Linked DNA regions of Mus musculus: all the other regions are linked to region 2. Evidence: chromatin loops called from intact Hi-C (ENCODE). Cell type or tissue: heart. All regions are shown on one strand. Region 1 holds the start of Mmaa (methylmalonic aciduria (cobalamin deficiency) type A). Region 2 holds the start of Gm51579. Region 3 holds the start of Gm51578 (a long non-coding RNA gene). Region 4 overlaps Abce1 (ATP-binding cassette, sub-family E (OABP), member 1). Region 5 has its middle 54 kb from the start of Otud4.

The links. Hi-C counts contacts between places; a loop is a spot of excess contacts. Peaks named below come from ENCODE experiments on the same cell type or tissue, not always from the same donor. Only the 100,000 strongest peaks of a DNase experiment are listed, where the experiment ranks them.
Region 1: it touches region 2 in a loop (13-fold over the local background); 10 of 42 quality-filtered maps call a loop at or near these places.
Region 3: a loop joins it to region 2, with 2.5 times the contacts of the local background. A loop is called at or near these places in 4 of 42 quality-filtered maps.
Region 4: it touches region 2 in a loop (2.6-fold over the local background); 12 of 42 quality-filtered maps call a loop at or near these places.
Region 5: it touches region 2 in a loop (4-fold over the local background); 6 of 42 quality-filtered maps call a loop at or near these places.

Annotation. Positions count from the first base shown.
Region 1 is chr8:79,293,192-79,297,191 of GRCm38, reverse strand. It overlaps Mmaa (methylmalonic aciduria (cobalamin deficiency) type A), which reads left to right and starts at 2,231. Exons shown (of 7, transcript NM_133823.5): 1 at 2,231-2,278. Gm4890 (predicted gene 4890) reads right to left here and starts at 2,114. Exons shown (of 2, transcript NR_045823.1): 1 at 1,685-2,114. In heart, a CTCF peak has its summit at 2,371 (motif pointing left); a DNase peak (open chromatin) is centred at 2,241; H3K4me3 peaks cover 2,789 bases; H3K27ac peaks cover 2,784 bases.
Region 2 is chr8:79,638,400-79,642,399 of GRCm38, reverse strand. It overlaps Gm51579, which reads left to right and starts at 2,495. Exons shown (of 1, transcript XM_030243905.1): 1 at 2,495-4,000. The coding sequence starts at 2,538. The coding sequence ends at 3,047. Otud4 (OTU domain containing 4) reads right to left here and starts at 2,724. Exons shown (of 21, transcript NM_001256033.1): 1 at 2,336-2,724. The coding sequence starts at 2,494. In heart, CTCF peaks have their summits at 2,165 and 2,977; DNase peaks (open chromatin) are centred at 2,259 and 3,139; H3K4me3 peaks cover 4,000 bases; H3K27ac peaks cover 3,732 bases.
Region 3 is chr8:79,402,060-79,406,059 of GRCm38, reverse strand. Gm51578 (a long non-coding RNA gene) reads left to right here and starts at 759. Exons shown (of 3, transcript XR_003947567.1): 1 at 759-958; 2 at 1,307-1,390. In heart, a CTCF peak has its summit at 2,009 (motif pointing right); no DNase peak of the experiment used is centred here.
Region 4 is chr8:79,705,505-79,709,504 of GRCm38, reverse strand. It overlaps Abce1 (ATP-binding cassette, sub-family E (OABP), member 1), which reads left to right. Exons shown (of 18, transcript NM_015751.2): 2 at 953-1,082; 3 at 2,186-2,271. The coding sequence starts at 980. Among named protein-coding and RNA genes, the nearest start is that of Abce1, 4.2 kb to the left of the region's middle. In heart, no CTCF peak of the experiment used is centred here; no DNase peak of the experiment used is centred here.
Region 5 is chr8:79,583,201-79,587,200 of GRCm38, reverse strand. No RefSeq gene overlaps it. Among named protein-coding and RNA genes, the nearest start is that of Otud4, 54 kb to the left of the region's middle. In heart, CTCF peaks have their summits at 2,034 (motif pointing right) and 3,628 (motif pointing left); no DNase peak of the experiment used is centred here.

The DNA of each region.
Region 1 (4,000 bases), 350 kb after region 2:
AGATGTTGTAATGCTTTGAAACTATGCAGTTCCTCTGGGAACAAGGACTGAATGAATTTTGCATAAGAACATTATGACTCTTTGGGGGCCAGAGGTGTGGTAGGGAAAGCTTCCCCCAATACAGATTTCCACACTTTCATCACCAGAGCCTGTGAATATATTTTCTTACAAAACGCAAAGGAACGTGGGAGCTATGATTAAGGACCTTGCTATGGTGAGATTATCCTAAGTGGGCCCAATTTTGTTACACCAATCCTAAAAACTAAAGACCTCTTTACTGATGCTACTGCCTTTGAAAGGAGAGGAAAGGGGCTACAGACCAAGGCACCTCAGGGGCTTCTAGAAGCTAGAAAGAACAAACTAACACTCTTCTCTCTGAGATTCTAGAAAGGAATGAAGTCCTCTGACAAGCTGACTTCAGCACAGGGGGTTAGTTGCACCCTGACCTACAGAAAACAGTACATTTCTGTTCTTTTAAATTGCTAAGTTTGTACCAACTTTTATGGCAGTAATAGAAAACAAATAGATGACTGTACTTACTCTGTTCATGCATTACAATAAGAGATTCCCATGTAATTCCCTTGAAGGAAACAAAGGCATATCTGATTAGTATCCATATTCTGACCCTCTGTTGCCTAGCTGATGTGATTTCCAATTCTCTGAGGCTTATAGCACCTGCTCTGGCTCCCTGTTCTTTAAACACATTAAAGATGGAAATAGGTTATATGCAAATATGATGCCATGCTGTAAAGGGACTGAGCATGCCAGCCTCAGGCGTTCCAGGAGCCTGAACAGTATCTGGCAGCTACTCAAATTTGTTGAAATGAAAATTTAAAAAGTCACAACTGACAGATTACAAAGACTCACAAGTCTTATACATACCATGGCAAACAGCGCTGAGCAGTAACCAAAAGATTATATGCATTACGTAAGTTGGTTGGTGAATTCCCAAGCCTTAATATATGGACTTAAATATGATATTTGTAATAACGAGGTCATTTCCAAACCCTTCCCAGTGCTCTTAGACATGGTGCAGCATTTGTTAAGGTCAGATTGTAAGAAAACTACTGTATCATGAATTTTGTATTTCTTCTTTGTAAATGTTTTAATAATTGCTAGGTACAAAGTTTCACTGGTTTTTAATTTTCAAAAATATTTTTATGTATCTACAAGTAGGAATGTGCTCTACATGTGTGCCTGGTGTTCTCAGAGGCCAGAGGAGGGCAGTGATTTCTTTGGAACTGGATGGCTGTGAACCTCCCTGTGGGCACTGGGAACCCAATCTGGCTCCTTTGAAGAGCAGCCAATATGTTCTTACGTTAATGTTAATCTCTGAGCCATAGCTCCAGTCCCAACAACTTTGCTTTTAAACATTTAAAACTTACGGTGGACGAGTTAAAGGAGCACTTACCGCTGCTGTTTAAGCTGCCTGTTTTTAACGTACTATCGTACCTTTCTCTGTCTCCACACACTTTCCTTCTGGACTGCCTGAAATTTGTAGGTCTCATGACTTCAGTAATTTTTTTTTTTTTAAATTAGCTACAGTGTGGCGCGGTGGGGCCCACCTTTAACCCCAGCATTTGTGAGGCAGAGCCAGGTAGTATGTAAACCAGCATGGTTTTAGGGAGTTCCAGGTCGGCCAGAGAGACCTTATCTCAAAAACACAAATAAAAAAATTAATTACCATTCAGCCCCAGTGCAAGGTAGAACCAGGTCAGGTGCTTTCAAGGGAGAGCCTGCCCACGCCTGGCGAACCTCCCCGGGCACTGCTGAGGTGGTGAGCACAGGCCTCTGGATGTGGGGCATAAGAAATATTACTACGAGTGCATCGGTTTTAAAGAAAGTGTGGGCCCCTGAGCCACTCAGAACTGCCATTGTTCGGCCGTGCATTTCGACTGGGGCTGGAGCGGCTACTCCAACAGGTGGCAACGTGCTCTGCAAAGTTTGCCTACGTCGTCCTCAGTGACCCGTCTCACGTTTCCAGGCGCGGAAGGAGTGGGCCTGGGCACCGCGGCCGCTGAGGGTTGGGCCGGGCCAGCCGAAGCCAGGACGCATTCCAGGTGGGGAACGCTGAGCCCAGAGCGGCCCTCACCACCCACTTCCCGCCCAAGCACACCCCGCCACCCGCGCCTGCGCCCGCCGCGGGACAGCCTTCGCTAAGCGACTGCGCCTGCGCGGGGCGTCGCGTTACGCCTGCGTGCCGCCGGCGGCGGAAGGAGCGAGCAGGGCGGGAGCAGTGGGCGGAAGGGGCGGTGCTCTGCTGCGCGGCCTCGCGAGGGTGAGTGTGGGGCCCGGTGCGCGCGGAGGCCAGGAGTCGGGGCCGCGGTGCGTCCTCCGCCCGGGGTCAGCCCCGCTGTCGGGGGCGCCCCCTGGAGGCTCGCGGGGGGCAGCCGAGGAGGATGTGGCTGAGTCGGGGGCGGGGTGGATGTGGTGGGGCCTGCAGGAAGGACTGGAAGGGACTGAGCGCTTTTTCCTTACATAAGAAAGGCGTCGCAGTCGCTGCTGTCAGGTTCTCGTGGGCCGGTTTGTGAGCTCGTCTCGGGCAGCGCGGAAGGAGCCAGGCCCGGAGGCTGTTCAGTGCTAAGGAGCTCCGCCTGCGGAAGGGAGCAGCAGACCCCTCAGAGGGGAAGGAATACAGATTTGCAGGTTATAAAGCAGGGTTCACTGGGAGTCACAAAGCGGTGTCTGGGTTGCCAAACACCGTCGCGACCGCGCCGGTAGCGTTCCACAGAAGACATGCCAACTTCAGATATGTTTCTCATTTGAAAAATGAAGGAGAGCCTAAGAAAAGGGTTTCTTACTGTCGCCTTTCTTAACAGTTCCCTTGCATATATTTTGGAGAACAAAGAAACTATAAAAAGTGGCTAAGCTAGTAGAAAACCAATTTCCAGGAGAAACAAAACGTTTGGAGGGTTATCTACAATGTCTCGAAAGTTCTTTGACGAAGTAAATATATTCAAGGAAATAGTATTTTTATTAGGATGGTTCTTTTAAGGCTTTGTTTCCTATTAGAGACTATAAACATGGAAAGTTATATAATCATGAGGAACGTAAATGGTGATTACAAAATGTGAGGGTGTCATAAGAATATATTTGGAATGGATGGAGCAAGTGAATGGTTGGAATTTGCCCCAGCTGATTGATGTCATGTGGGAAAAGTAGACATTTAGTCTTGCTGTATGTAAGAAAGGTGTTGAACATTGCTTTAAAATCAGTGCTTTAAAATCATTCATTGCCACGGGTCTTCTACAGAGATCTGAGTTTTCTGGAATAAGGAACAAGTATCTATATTTTTATGTGATCCTCCCGTTGGTTTTAATGTGATTGGTGTTGGGTTGAGTTAACAAGCACCCTCTGTGAGCCGGGTATCACCTAAGTTAGTATTCAGAATAATTTGATTTAGAGAAGAAAGATTTCCCCAAAGCCAGGATCATCAGGAGAGGATTTAAGAGAAGAGTGGATTTAAGCAGAGGAGAAATGTTGTAGAAGAGGAAAGATGAGACCAGTTAAATCTGGAATGTGGGAAATTGGGAAAGTAAGTACTAGGTTTGGAAGACCAAGTCTCCTTAGAGGAAGGAGGTCTGAAAGGAGAGTATGAGAAAATTGTGCAGCAGAAACAGACTATTGGACTTGGTTCTAGGGCATCAGTGTCACACAGAAGGCTTAAGAATGCTTGCAGTGGGGGCCCACTCCCCTAGTCAGAATGCCTGGAGTGGGGCCTGAGCGTTCCCTCTCACAGGTACTCCTGGTCTGGTTTGGGAGATCACTGTGCTAGGACGCGGAGGAATTTGAACAGAAGAAGCTAGATTCATGTTCCAAGATGGATCTTACTGAGCAGTCCAAGGGCACTGGAGAAAGAGTGGAGAAGGGCAGTGTTTCTCATTCTTGATCAGCACGAACTTGGCACCAGGTCCTGCCCGAGTGCACAGCCATTATTCACACTTGCTATTCCCCTGGCCTGCTTATATTTGCACAAGAAGAGCCTGAGACCATAAGAGGG
Region 2 (4,000 bases):
GCCTGTCAGCAAGGCGCCTCCGGTTTGTGTTCAAGCCATTCACCTAACAACAGGTGGCAGGCAGAAATTAGTAAAGCTCACTTCTCATCAGTAACTACATCACAAGTATCTGTTTTTTCTCCTTTTAACAAAGATTTTAGAACATGTCATCAACCTGAACCTGCAATCCAGATGCAAAACTCTCATCAATGTACATGAAGTGTAGAATATTGATAATTTAGTAAGTCAAACAATGCAAAAAAAGCAAGACTGAAATGACAACTCTTCAAATAGTAAATTACTTCTCAATCCCTGGACACTCAAAATTCAAGTGGTCTGCTATGTTGCTCCATGAAAATAGGCTAAAGGTAGAAGCTTTAAAACAAGGTAGTGATAAACACAGGGAAAGGCTGAGACACTGTTTTAGCAAGTCCTCTAAGAGTGCCCTATTTTTAGCTACAAGGCTAGGAGCTGATTCAGGTCAGGCTTCCTGCAGGCCCAAATCCACAAGTGAAAAGAAAAAAGAAAAAAAAAAAGGAAAAAGCATCTCTAAATCAGGTAATCTGAAGGGGAAAAGGCTAATCTCAAGCGCGCTCGAATCCTCTTCTCTTAGGACTATTTAGCTTCCTGACTCTTAAAAATATTTATTGAACTATTTACCAGAAAAGAAATTCCACTAAAACAAATCCTTCCTACAGACTTTTAAAGGCAGCGGAGGCTAACACATTCTTCCTCACCATTACTTCCTCACTCAGTCTGGATCTACTGGAATACTTATGTTGCTTCCCCTAGATGTAGGCTCAATATATTCAAAATAAAGCGTCCCCAAATTTGTAAAGGTTAGGTCCTTTAAGACTAACCCAGATCCCAAGGCTGAAACGGAGTTTACCCCCATCAATGAGTTTAGTGCAACTAGCTCTTGCCCACTGTGCAGACACTGAGTCCCCCAAGCTGCTCTTCTATCCCCAAGGATCTGTGGCATGTCTCATGGGCAGAAACACACCTTTCTGTCTCACTTTAAATAGGCCTGGATAACTCAACTCCAAACACTAACCTCTACCTCCATCCTCCACAAACTTGCTAATGCACTATAATATAAACCGACACCATGGGATGACTTCACTTCCCCTCTTCAGCTTCTAGAGGTGCTAGAGGCCAAGAAGGCTGAGACAAGGAGACAATCTTCTTCATCTGGAAAACTCACAAATGGAGCAGACTGTTTACCTATGTAACAGTAAAGACTGGGCTGGAAACAGCACCCACACTGGAGCTTCCTACATTTCTGAAAATAAGAGATATCAAATGGTAGGATGGTTTGGGAAGCATCAAAGAATGTTTCAATGGACATACCTGTCATAAGTGCAAAGTGTTCCATATTTACATACTCTGAAAAATACATAGCCTGGTGATTCTAAAACAGAAATCTTAAAAGCTAGTTAGCTCACAAAAGGGGGCGGGCGGGAGGGGACAAAACCATAAAAACTCCAGATTAAGCCAAAGGAAAGCAAACTGTAAATGGTATGAAATACAAACTGGAGCAGTAATGTGAAACTTTTTTAATCCAACTACTTTAGCAGCTAGTCTTCAAATATAGGATGGGTTTTGGTGACCCCACACCTACATCTGATTACATAACATGGGGAAAAGGGCTCGCTCTCAAAAAAGAAAAGCCTTGAGTATTCTTCCCTGGAACTCGTCCCACTCCTGAGTTCTAACTCACTTCTCTTTGGTAAAATGTTCGATCTGTACTGGGAATAATTTTTGACCAATAAGGAAAACAAAACAAAAAACGGAAACAAAAAAAAAAACCCGACATGTGCCTATACTGAAAATCCATCCTATTACTTAAAGGCCTTTAGAAGAGTAAATTCTTGCCTGATTCCAACATAGTATAGTATGGGACCTACTCAAGATTAAGTCACTGGGAAGACCCTATACAGGAAGACTGCTTTCCTTAAACAGCAAAGTTGGCCGCCTGTTTCGAGTGACACCGGTGAGACCGACTACCCCGCATTCCAAAGTCCAGCAACAGGAAAAAAAAAATGTGAAGCAGTCACACTGAGTGCCGCACCTCCTCCAGTAAACATGAGGTTAACTAGTGGGAACACTCGGCTGCTAAAAACTGAGCGCAGGTGAACGCGGAACACAACTCAAAAACAGCATGTCGCTGGGTCCCTGGCGGTCAGGCTGCGAGCAGGCCGCCCGAGATGTCCTCACTCGGTCCCGTGCCGGCGTTACAATGGGCCGCTGTGACGACAGCGAGCCACGCGCAGCCCCGCCGTGGGCGGCCAGGCAGCTGCGGGCGGCATGTCGCACCCAGCCCCGCGCCCGCCCGGCTCCGGCCCGGGTCCTTTACCTGCTCGGCCACAGCCCGGAACAAGCACGACCCGTCCTTGGCGACCAATTTCCGATACAAGCCCAGTTTGCGCAGATAGGCGTCCATGGGCGTCTCATCCTCCAGCGGCCCCACGCCGCCCTGGTCCACGCCGTCGGGCGCGCCGACGGCTGCCTCCATGTTGCCGGTCCGCTGCAGCGTGCGCGGGGCGAACTAGCCCCACATGGCCGCGCCGCCGGCTGCTCGACGCCCGGGCCTGGGGCAGGCTGCGGCTCGGGCTCCGGCTCCGACGCGGACACGGCGAGCGGCGGCAGGAAGAGGCGGTGGCGGCAGCGGCCCGAGGCGGTGGCCGGCGCTCTCCCGGAGCATAGGTGAGCCCAGCCTAGTGCATGGCCATCCGCACGCGGCCGCCTCCGCGGAGGGACACGCGCCCGCGGGCAGCCCGGGGGTCGCCGCCCCCACAAGTTTCCGGGTCTCGACCGGTGTGAGGCGAGAAAAGCCCCGGCGGCGCGCCCGGCTGAGATTAAGCGAGGCCTGCGTCTCCCGCACGCACCCCACGCCGAGAACCGAGGAAACGCGGAGAGAAAGCCACGGCCGCTCGTCTCCCCACCTCGCCGGAGGGCGCCTGAGGGGCGGGGAGCGGGAAGGGGCGCCGGGCGGAGGGCAGCAACCTCGCAGCCTAGAATTTGTTTTCGCTTTCAGCCCTCGGCGCAGCGGACGACGGGAGTTGTAGTTTAAGCCGCGGCAGGAAGTCCTCGTGCAGAGGGCGGGGACGCCTGGGTCGGCCTACCCGGAGGGGAGGTGCCCCACGGGCTCGCGGACTACAAATCCCTACAATGCTAGCGGTGCCGAACCTAGAACTGCCTTCGCGCTTCCCAGGCCGCGTCCGCGAGCAGGCCCGAGGGTGTCTGTCGCTTACGCCGCTGACCTGCGCGCGCTGCCCCGCCCTCCCGGCGAGCCTCCCGCCCTGAGCGCCGTGGGGCGGCGGAAAGCGCGCGAGCGCAGCTTGCGTGCAGTTGCTAGGGGCTCAGTGGCGGTGCCGCCGGCCCTTTGTGTAGTTCCAGAGGACGCACCTGTCCGCACCCCACTCAGGGCCTCCCCTCCTAGCGTTTTCTTAGGGGTGGCTAAACGCTTAGAGCAGAAAACCGGGCACCTCACCCGAGGCCCTTGGAGCCGCCAGCCTAAGCCATTTTGACCCTCAATGAAGCGTTGACAGTTGATTGAAATTGGGACAGCTCACACTCTGACAAGATCTGGCTTTGCCAAGGGCATGCCTGCTCATTCTGTCACAGCAGCTGCGCTCTGCCACACAAAGAGCTGTCCCTGTTAGAAGAAATTACTTCTTTTTTTTTTTTTTTTTTTTTTTTTTAATTCGGTGATAACGCTACGGGGAATCCGACCTGAGCAGTCCAATTGGGTTTGCGAATCCGGAACTTAACCTCTTGGGACGTCAGAATTTTATTTTACTAGCATACAATAGCATCTCGTATCATTTAAATTTATTAGAACTTCGGTCTTGACGTTGTGTTGGAAAAAGAAAAGTGGTAAATTACCTTAGGTTTAAAGGTGTAGGCATTCTTGGGAATGGTGCCAAGACATGCCAGGTGGTAGGATTGCAACACGTTACTTAAAATGTAAGCTATTAATATTTAAATATTCCTATAAATGTGCTATTTTTAGAAAATA
Region 3 (4,000 bases), 240 kb after region 2:
ATAGACCAGACTTACCTGGAACTCTTAGAGATCTGCCTGCCTCTGTCTCCAAAGTGCTGGGTAAAGGCACAGGAATGGTTTTTGAAAGCAGAAATCATTTTAAATGGTGTGACATGCTTGAGTCAGATTACCCCTTCACTTAGAAAACTGAATTGTCTTAGTGACAGCTTGAACTTAAAATCAGAGGCATTTTCTGAGCGTGCTTGAATCTTACTAGAATAGTATTTCAGGATATTTAAAAAAAAAAAAAACAAACCAAAAAACCTTTAGAGCCTGGTGGTGGTGGTACACACTTTAGTCCCAGCACTCGGGAGGCAGAGGCAGGCTGGTCTTTGTGAGTTCAAGGTCAGCCTAGTCTACAGAGTCAGTTCCAGGGCTACCTAGAAAAATCCTGTCTAGAAAAGCCTAAAAACAAACAAACAGAAACCAAAAGAACAACAACTCCCTTGAACAGAAATGTCAACAGCTGTAAGGATCTACTAACATACTTAGCAAAGACCGCTGAACATTCTCTAAGGGAAGAATAGAAGTCAATAAAAATGGATGAGCCTAGAACCATTATGTAAGGAAGAAGGGGGCATATTATGGTGAACACTTCAAAGTTTATCTGCTTGATCATTAATACAACGGACTCACAAGTCAGAAATAACTGATGAAGGGGGGAGGGGAGCCTTTTGCAGCAGGAAGTCCTGGTAGCTTGCCTGATTGTGGTGTGCTGGTAAATGTTTAACAACCAGCTTTCTAAAGAGAGCCGGAAGGACCTTAGCTCACGGTGGCATTTGTTCATTTTGTTGTTGATGTATTCATTAGCACCATGAGTAACTCGCTAAATAGGTCTGTAAAAGACTTGCAAACTGGGCCTGGTAGGACAGGTTTGTAGGTAAGGGTGCTTGCTGTACCAAAAGGACCCCAGTTTGATTTTTCAGCACCCATGTAAAGCCTATGGCTGCCCATGCAGGTAACCACAGGTTGGGGGTGGGGGATGGGACGTGTAGAGACAGATAGATCTCAAGAGCTCTCTAGCCAGTCATCTTAGATGAAAGGGTGGGCTTAAGATTTGGCCAGGAAAAGTGTCACAGAAAAACGGACTGTGATAGAGAAAGATCCCTAACAGTAAGTATGGAAGCACATTTGAATATAGGCATGTGCACACATAGTACATACCCCCGCCCCTGCCCACACATACCCTCCAAGGCTCATGATCCGGGGCAAGCCGTCTGAGCACATTGCTGTATTTACCCTCCACCTTCTTCCACGGGGAAAAGGATCCAGATTTTAAAAGGATATTCTCCACTCTTCCTCGAAGATAGGAACGACCGCAGGAGAGTGGCTGGCAGAGAGTGCTGGCAGAGACTGTAGGAGTGGTGACAGCCAGTCACAGGTGGTACTGGTAAGTAGCAGCTTTCTTAAAGGAGTTTCAGGCTCAGATCTCCTCTTCTACCGAGGCTGCAGCGGCCATCTGTAACTAGCCAAGAAAGAAAAGCCAGGAGACTGGCAGAGTACTCTGTTTTAATGACTTTGAGTTGTCTCACAGCCCCTGGCCTTCTCCCTTGGGTCTTCCATAAGCCATGGCTTCTTCAGGCATTGTATTAAAAGTAGGCAAACTCATTCTTCTTCTGTCTCAATGGACACAGACCTACCAAAGGGAGATTGCCACTGAACACAAAACTATTGAAAAATTTAAAAAGATCATACAGTCACTTTCAAAAACTCATTGTTCTGTTGATGTGTGTTTGTCTAAAACTCTTGGCTTGGAGACAGAAACTCCTCTAAGCACAGCACTGTGAAAATCTGGGAAAAGGCCTACCTGTTGTATGCAGGCTACAAGGAGAGGCCATGTTGAGGACCATGAGGGCATCAGCACACTTGTGGGACCAGCGGCAAGTCACTTAGCAGTTGGCACATTAGCTCTTCATCTGCAAAACAGAAATAATGACATCCATATTAGAAGGATTTATTTTTATTGTTAATTATATGTATGTATGTGGGAGGGCCTGATCACTTGCATGTAGGCATCTGTGGTGGCCAGAAGAGGGCGTCAGATCTCCCGGAGTTAGCTGTGCAGGATGATGGAAGCTACCCAGTGTAGACGCTAGGAACCAAGCTCAGGTCCTCTGCAAGGGTACTATGTGCTCCAAACTACTGAGTCAACTTTCTGGCTCCTCCGTGTGTTGCTTGAGGGATTAATAACTTGTACAGAGGGCTTAAAACAATGCCAGGCAAACAGCGAACACAAAATCTGCAGCTGTCTTCACCGCCCTCCTCACACCCGTAATTCAGTAGGTTATGGTGTCATCTAAAGATTCTGAGGATGTCCTGTACTTCATGGGGATGTGCTGAGACTGAGACCAGGCCTTTCCAGGGTTTAGTCTTGTGTCCTCCAGCTCAGTAAACTCTGCCTTACTTAGGCTTTATTGCCGTGAAGAGACATCATGACCACAGCAACTCTTATAAAGGAAAATATCTAACTGGAGCTGGCTTACAGTTTCAGAGGTCTAGTCCATTATCCTCATGGCAGGAAGCATGGCAGACATGGTGCTGGAGAGGCCAAGAGTTCCACGTCTTGATCTGTAGGCAGCAGAAGGAAGCTGTCCCACTGTGAGTGGCTTGAGCATATAGAAGACCTCAAAGCCCCACCTCCACAGTGACACACTTCCTCCAACAAGGCCACACCTACTTCAACAAGTAGTGCCACACACACCCCCAGGCCTGGGGGGGGGGGGCGCAATTACCTCCAAACTGTCCCAGCATTCAAGCGCCCCTTTCTCAAACTGTTCTTTGAGAATGGCCCTCAACTTGAGAGACCCACAAGCCCCACAGAGACCGGCAATCCACAGATCCTATCACCGTCCCATCATGTCACCCTCTCTCCTTGCTCATCACCACTCAGTGCTTGTGGTCACTCCTTTGTCTCTGCCCTCTAGTGCCTGACTCCCTTCCATCACACTCACTGGCAGAGTCCCAGCTTTTGGGACACTTAACTGGTCCGGCTTCAGTTAAGTGAAGCTGGCTGCCTGGGTTTGCTTTAAGTTTTGATGGCTAACCTCAGATGGGTACTCAGCAGTGTGGCCTGGCATTTCCACCATATTTCCCTACTTCCTGTGCTTTCTGACTCTGAGAAGATGACAGTCTGGAACTCGCCTCTCATCTACCCACTAGCCTCCCAGACACCCTGTCCCATTCTCTGGAAGCAGTCCTGGGTCTGTTCATAGAGAGGGGGAAGCAGGACAAGACCTCCCTGGCGCTCACACCTCTGCACCTGCTAGTCTGGTACACCTGGGCCTCCCCGCCTTCCCTCCCAGCCTTGGCTTCTTCTCCCTGCACTACTGTTCTGGCTTCTGATGTTCCACGAGTCTGTGAAGCAGAACTGCCCTTTCCTCTGCTAGGAGGGACGGGAACTGTATTAGTCAAGGGTTTCTGGAAGAACAGAATATGATAAATATATGTTATGAAAGGAATTTATTCAATTGGATTGTGTGAAGGGTGTGGGCAATCCAACCACGGTCATCAGCACTATAGGGAGTCATTAGCTGGCAGTACACAGGCTGGATGCTCCGTTAGTTCGAGCCTGTGGCTGAAGGCCTGGAGGAGTGCTGCTTTTCAGTGTACATTGGAAGGCTAAAGAAGCTAGGCTCTGATGGCACTGAGGAATGGAAGCAGGCAAAAACAAACAAGCCAAAACCTCAAAAGCATGAGTTATCCCATTTCTCTGGTTAGCTAAGATATCTACTAACAATAAAGGAAGGGTGACCAAGCATGCTAGCAGCAAGAAAGAGCACATTTGAGCATGGAACTGAGTAGTACAAGTGAATGTCAGACACTGGCCAGGGAGGGCCTCACGGCACGCTATGAGTGATGGCGCGGGTGCGGATGGGCAAAGCTGCATGGACGTCTCTGGGAAGGGCTGTCCAGGGAGGGTATGGCCATACACTCAGGTGAAGCTGTGTCCAGACTGATCTGCAAGATGGAGGTGGCCAGGATGGCACTGGGAAGAGAAGAG
Region 4 (4,000 bases), 67 kb before region 2:
ACACTAAACCAAATATTATAAAGATTGTAAATTTGATCTGATCTTAATTCTCTATAGGCGTTATATAGAAAAGTCTTTAAGACATAGTAAGTATGTATACAACATTGCTACTACATAAAAACCTGGGCTGTAGCATGATGCTCATAACTCTAATAAGCATTTCCCACTTTCCATCAGTAGTAGTCATTATAGTCGGTTGGATAAGAAAATAAGTTCATGGCTGGGCAGTGGCGGTGCACGCCTTTAATCCCAGCACTTGGGAGGCTGAGGCAGGCAGATTTCTGAGTTCAAGGCCAGCCTGGTCTACAAAGTGAGTTCCAGGACAGCCAAGGCTACACAGAGAAACCCTGTCTCGGAAAGATAAAAGAAAATGAATTCATGATTTTGGTGTGGGTGTGTTCATATATAATTTGGTTTATAGATTTATATTCATACAATGGTATCAGTATTAATCATTGAGGCCTCATATAATTTTTTAATCTGTCATGTATTTTCCATTCTTGCTGTTTTAATATTCCTGATTATTTTTTCCAAAAAGAGCTTTGGTATATATAGTTTATTTTTACCCAAGAGATTTAATTGTTTATATAAATTACAGAGAATTAAATTTCTTTGATATTAACTTTTTATTATAAAAACTGAGATAACATACGTTATTTGATTAGGTCTTTTGTGACTTAGTGTTTTTGAGGTTTTTTTTTTTTCTGTGTATACATTAAGTATCTTTCTAGGAATTTTTTGTGGTATTTTAAGTGGCACCTGTTTTATAATCTAACTTCGCTGTGTAAAATTTTGTTTTCCAAACTAAATAGATTATTTTTCTGTTTCTAATTTTTCTTTAATTTTCCAAATGAACATAGGAACTCCATATGATGTGTCCTCCTTTTATACCCATAAATTATTTCTCAATATTACAGAATTTGCTATAATTTTGTTTGTTTTTCTTTAATAGAAGAACTGGATATTCTTTGTTACAATTATGGCAGACAAATTAACAAGAATTGCTATTGTCAACCACGACAAATGCAAACCTAAGAAATGTCGACAGGAGTGCAAAAAGAGTTGCCCTGTGGTTCGGATGGGTAAGTGGCTCTGTCGGCATCCAAGAGTAGAAAGCAGCTGTAGAAGAGCAGATGGGTTTGGAAGCTTCCTAGGGGCTTAGCAGATACTGTGATAGTTAATCACTGGTGGTTTCTTTGAGCTACAAAAGTGAGAAATTTAGAATTCTAAACTTTTATTGATTTTAAATTATCCTTTTGAAAGGAATTATAGAATGTAATTGTTAAGATTGTAAAAAGTCAAGCCAAAGTTCACTGTACTCCTTGCAGTCCTGCAGATAGGTGAGTCAAGGGGAAGGATTGCCAGGGTCCTTCCATTAGATGTTGTTTTAAGACAGACATTTTGTGGGGTATTGCTAGGTTTTCAGGATGGAGTAAATGTAACAATTCAGAGGTGACAAGTTGTTGACCGTCTTCAGTGTTATGTTACATGACTGCTGCCCCGTAGTAGTGACCTTCTAGACTTACCAAGTCGGAAGAGAACCTGTAGGTATTATCTGTTAGTATCTCCCATGGTTTTCAGAAATTCAGTCATTAATGTCTCAAATACTGTACTGAATTTTGTCTGTGTACTAGAAAAAAGCATAGCTTTTTATGGTTTCATTTACCTCACTGAAATAATTTATTCCTTTCTATGGTGTGCCTTTCATTGCTAAGACATGCTTTCTTTGGGAGGGGGGTGTTGGTTTTTTTCAAGTAGCCCTGGCTGTCCTGGAACTAACTCTGTAGAGCAGGCTGGCCTCTGCCTCCCAAGTGCTGGGATCAAAGGCATGTGCCACCACTGCCTGGTGACATGATTTCTTTTATAAGGCAGCTAGTGAATGCATAGCTCCAGTTGCATCCAAAGCACCAAAACCAAACTGAAGCCAGTCAGCTTACTCATAATGTTGTTTCGGGGTTTACCATATTTTTACTGGTATTGGACAAAATACATTGGCCATTTGTTTATTGCTTGATAAGAATACATAGTTGATAAACCTGGATATTTAATTCAGAATCTGTCCTACCAAACTCTGATTTAAATCATTATCATTGAAACTTTTGTGTGAGACTTTGAAAGGGGTACTTTCTAAATGGCGATCTTAAAAGTATTCTAAAAGATAAAGGAAATTATTTGTCTTTGCCAGGAAAATTGTGCATAGAAGTTACACCCCAGAGCAAAATAGCATGGATTTCTGAAACTCTCTGTATTGGTTGTGGTATTTGTATTAAGGTAAGTGATATTTGTTTGTTGAGTCAAAAATAGAATGTGAAAATTTTTAGGACTTTAAAATTTTTTAAAAAGACAGAAGTATAGGGTAGATAAATTAAAAAGAAATTTAAGAAAGCAATCTTCTTAGAACAGTATTATTACTTCTTTAATTTAATAGACCACTCTGGCCATCTTAGAAGTCACACTGTAAACCAGGCTAGCCTAGAACTCAGAGATTTGCTTGACTCTGCCTCCCAAATGCACCACCACCACCCGCCTAAGTTTTTACTTTTGTTTATTTTGTAATCTTGAGTGTGTGTACATGTGTGTGTGTTCCTGTTTGGGGACGCCTGTGCCACCGTGTACATGTGGAGATTGGAGGACAATATGCAGGTGTCAGTTCTTATACACTGTAGGTTCCAGGGATCAAACTCAGATTATCTGATTTGGTGGCAAGTACCTTTACCTACTGTACAATCTTAGTGGTCCACAAACCAAACTCTATTTATTTATTTATTTATTTTATTTGGGAGTTCCAAAGAACTTTAATGGTAGTTTGTAAGATGTTAGGATTCTCTAAGCCCCTCTCTTTCTTTTGAAGGCATCTAACATAAAAACTATGAGGAGAAGTAAGTGTATTGGGCATTTGTTAGGGCAGGAACTCCACAGCAACTCTCTTCTCTTGTTCCTGCTGAGGTGGGTAGTTTGGGATCTGTTATTCCTTGGAGATCATGTAGACTCTGAGGTCCATCACATTCAAAGTCATACCTGAAAATGAGCTTGGCAAAGTGCCTGTTGAGACCAGTGTCAGTCCCAGCCCAAAGATGAAAGAGGGAGTAGTTCTGCTATTGAAGTCACAGGAGACAACCCAGTTCTCATTATAACCTAGAATAGATGTCCTTTAGACCTCCCTCCACTGTTTGCTTCACGACCTTCTTGATGTTGTCTTAATTGTGAGCTTTCTCCAGGTAGCAGCAGGTCAGGTCTACTATGGACACATCAGCAGTAGGACTGTGGAAGTCCATGTCAGTGAGCTTCCTATTCAGCTCTGAGAGGACCTTGCCCACAGCCTTGAAGCCAATGTATGCAAAGATGATGTTCTATCATGTCCATCATCACAGTTCCCCAGAGGGGCCATCTACAGTCTGGGTGGAATGATGGTGTGACTATAGTTCTGAGTTCTTCAGTGATACCAAAGTTGTCAAGGATGACCTTGACCATGGGGACTAAGCAGTTGGTGGTGAAGGAGGGATTGATTACTGATGCTCTTGAGTGAGTTATTCATCCTTATGGTTAATGCCCTTCACAAACACAGGGGCATCAGCCTTTTCAGCTCCACCCTTTGAGTGGGCTGCAGCCTTCTCCATGATAATCAAGGTACCTCAGCACCAGCGTAACCCTGTTGGTGCTGGTAGATCACACTCCTGAAAGATGGACGTGGCCTTCCTGTCGAGAAAAGTTTCCCATTCCCAGCCTTGACTCTACTGTGTAAAGTACCATGGTTATAATCACACTGGACATTGGATTGCATATAGTTGACTTCAATGATGAGATCATTGATAGCAACAGTACCCATGTTGCATGTTACCAGAGTTGAAGGCAAACATGCAGTCCAGGCATCCAATATGGCCAGATCTGTTCACTCCAACCTTCACCATCATGTTTCAGGGAAAAGGCTGGCACTGTCTAAGAAGGTGCATCTGTCTCTGGACCTGGGAGGAGCAGAGAGCCCAAAAGCACACCTTTAAGA
Region 5 (4,000 bases), 55 kb after region 2:
TAAGCCTTTATCAAGCAAGAGAGGGATTATGGGATGTAAAGGACCAGTTTAGCGTTGTTTGCTGGCTTCCTGTCACCATAGGTAATATGTTCAACAATGCAAGCAAATTCATAATTTTACACACACACACACACACACACACACACACACACACCACACACACACACACACACACACACCACATACACACACACATACACACACACAAACACACCACACACACACACACACACACACACACCACACACACACACACACACACAAACACACACACACACACACACACGTGGGGGGGGTGGCGAGGTTCTGTGTCATTTGCCTCTTTGGGTCAGTGACACACAGCTCTCCCGCAGTGGCCCCAGAGCCATCTTAGCTTGTGTAAGTAGGTATACTTTATGATGTTTGCAGAATTACATGATTCTCAGAACATATCTCTGTTGTCAAGTAATGCATTGTAGGAAGGGGAGGGAGAGAGAAGATGATGACTTGAAAATCTGAAAAAATTATCGTCTTCTAGTATAGAATCTTAACATATGTAGATCTGTGAATTTTTTTGTTGTTGTTTTGGTTTTTTTGGAGACAGGGTTTCTCTTTGTAGCCCTGGCTGTCCTGGAACTTACTCTGTAGACCAGGCTGGCCTCGAACTCAGAAATCTGCCTGCCTCTGGTTCCCATGTACTGGGATTAAAAGCATGCTCCACCACTGCCCAGCTAGATCTATAAATTCTTAGGAGACTTGTGTTCCATGAAAAGGATCCTAGAACCCAAACCTCTACTTAATTTACTATCTTGAATTTCATGTGCTGTTAAAATCCTAAAAAACAGCCATACTGTCCTAGTTAGAGTCAAAAGTGAAATAATTTAGACTAAGCATAACACACACATCTTATTATATATCTAATTCATCAAACCACTTTGCATAAATTCATATGCATGGATATACAGAAAATATCACACTTATTCCTTGTAGTAATATATTTAAATTTTATTTATTGCCAGGCATGATGGTACCTTTAAATGGTGGTGGTGTTAGAGGCAGGAGGATCTCTGTGAGTTTGAGGCCAGCATGGTCTACATAGTGAGTTCCAGGACAGCCTGGTTTAATATAGTGAGACCCTGTCTCACATCACCTCCCAAACTTCTTTCTTTATTTTATGTGTATATGGGTATTTTGCTTGCATGTATGTATATGTACCAGGTATATAACTGGTAGGTGTGGAGGTCAGAAGAGAGTGTCAAATCCCTTAGAACTGGAATTACAGATGGTTGCAAGTCACCATATGGGTGCTGGGAACCAAACTTTGGGTTTCTCTCTCTCTCTCTCTCTCTCTCTCTCTCTCTCTTAATTTTATTCACATTGGTGTTTTGCCTACAAGTATGTCTGTGTGAGAGTGTCAGATCTTGGCGTTATAGACGCTTGTGAGCGGCCATGTAGTTACTGGGAATTGAACCTGGGTGCTCTGGAAGAGCAGTCAGTGCTCTCAACTGATGAGCGATATTTCCAGCTCATAATAAGTGCTCTTAACCTCTGAGCCATCTCTCTATCCCACATGAGGATATTTTGAGTTTGATAGTTCTTTATAGTTCTCAGAAGTGTGGCACAGTGTTACTTAAATCAGTTCTCTCCGCATCTGGCAGTGACTGACATAGCGTTTCTTGCTGTGATTGTCCCTATTTTGCTCTAGTTTTTTCAAAAGAACGATGTTGGACTCCCGCCCTTTCTTACTGGCTCTTGTACTGGTTTTCTTTCCTTGTTTTAATCTTCATTCCTCTATGTTTTTAAAAAAACACATTTTACTTATTTCTCTTTTGTGTGTGAGTCAATGTGTCACAGCACGCCTGTGAAAGTCCTAGGACAGGCTTTAGTTCTCGTCCCAGGATGTGGCTCCTGGGGATCTGACTTCCAGGCTGGAGAGGAAGCGTGTTTACCAACTGAGCCACCTGGCTAGCCCTCTCTGTTCTTGAATCTGTAATAACTCTTCCCCCAGAAAAGTCTGGCCCTTTGTTAAGATGTCCACACTCATTCTCCCAGAAGGGGTCAGCAGAGCTCCTTCTCAGTGAGCTACTTGTTGCCATAGGAGAGCAACAAACCCCTTTTGGTCTTGTTGATGTAGTAAAGTTTCCATGGAACACTGTAAATCTTTTAGGCTCAGCTATTCAGACTGGAGTTATATCTTTATCTAACATTAACTTAATATTAACTTTAAACAGCTTTCAACTCAGTAAATTTCATTTAAAAATTATATTTGTGGATTTATTTTCTGCTGAATTTCTTACTGGGAAGGCAGTCGGTCACCAAGTTTGGCCTCATATATCATAGATCAAAGTTCAAATCAATATATAGAACAGTAAAGATCTGGCAACTGGTCTACCTTACAGTCTGTCATCCCTAAGTTGTCCAGAGGCATCACACACATGCTTAGGGCAGGAGAAACCTAGAAATGACACCTCCCAAACGGACCAACCCCTTCAGGACACTGTTCTTAGAGGTTCCTCTAGCCCTCCCCCTTATTCCAAAACTTCTTCTCTTGTTTGTTTCATTGGTTCAATAACTAGAGCCAATAACTAGAGCCAGCCATGTGTTGTTCATAGAAGGATGTAACTGTAGGCTTAATTTTAGGCATTAATATGGTCAGCTAAACTTTAAGTTTGATACTAAGGAAGAAGAGAGAGATGTAAACAAAAACAAAGGTAAGCACCTAGGGCTCTTTCTCATAACATCAGTATATAGTAGGGTTCTACATTAAAATGCCCTGCCATGGGCTGAGCCGCCAGTCTGTTCACTCTCTATGGGGATGCTTGCTTGACAACTTGAAGTGAAGAAGACCAAATCACTGCCGCTGTACCAAGTCTCAGGGATGAACTGGAGGTTGGAATGAACTAGAAAAAGAAGGATGACCAAGAGCATGAAAACACTGAGCATAGAGAGCTCTGTGCAGAGTTGTGGTAGGAGGAGAACAGGGTGATAGGAAGTAGCTGGAGAAAGATTTGAAGTCCAAGGAGTGCTTGTAAGCAGAATAGAGAATGCATCAGTCCACTTGCAGAATAACAGCAGTGGTCTAGGAGAAAAAAAACTCCAAGAGGATAGGGTGAATAACTCCAGGAAGAAGCCCTCAAGAATAAGGGTAGGGGTGGCAACACATGCCTTTAATCCCAGCACTTGGGAGACAGATGCAGGCGAGTTCAAGGCTAGCCTGGTCTACAGAGTGAGTTCCAGGACAGTCAGGGCTACATAGAGAAACCCTGTCTTAAAACAAACCAACAAACTAACAAACAAAAACCAAGGGAAGAGGAGGAGGAAGAAGAAGAGAAGGAGGAGGAGGAGGGGAGAAGGTAACGAAAGGGAAGATGGAGCCTGGCAGTACAACTTCTTGGCAAATGTTGAATTTCATTTAAGCTTTGCTAACCTACTCTGCTTCATACACATATTTCCAAATTATATACAAAATCAAACAAAGCTATATCAAAATCAAAGGAGAAAAGAATAAATATATAGCTGGATTGAACAATAAAACAACTATCACCTAAGTGGGAACAGAACCAAAAAATGACTAAGCAAGTAGGCTGAGGTTAGTTTCTGGAGAAAGCTGAGGGCATCTGTGCCGGCTAGGACTTTTAGCTCCTCCTGGTGGACGGAGAAAACTCCTTCCTTTTCACGAGTAGATGCTGAAAAAAAGGGCAGTCCCATATGATGTCTCCTTGGAGATTCAGCTTTGTAGGAAGCTGCGGCAATGGGAGGAGCACAGATATAATCTCATAATAAAAAATTTAGCCAAGCTGCCTAATTGCTCTGTGAATGACCCCGTGGGGTCCTCGATATCACCCTGGGATAGGAATTCCAACCCACTACTCTAGATTTGGCTTCTAATCAAGGATCTGCTGACAGACAAGGATGACCTCACCAGTGAAGGCTCAAGGAAGGAACAGAAAGAAACACATCAAAAGTTTCCAAGTGCACCAGTGTAAGGTCACACGCCCAAATATAAGAGTAGAGGTGATTC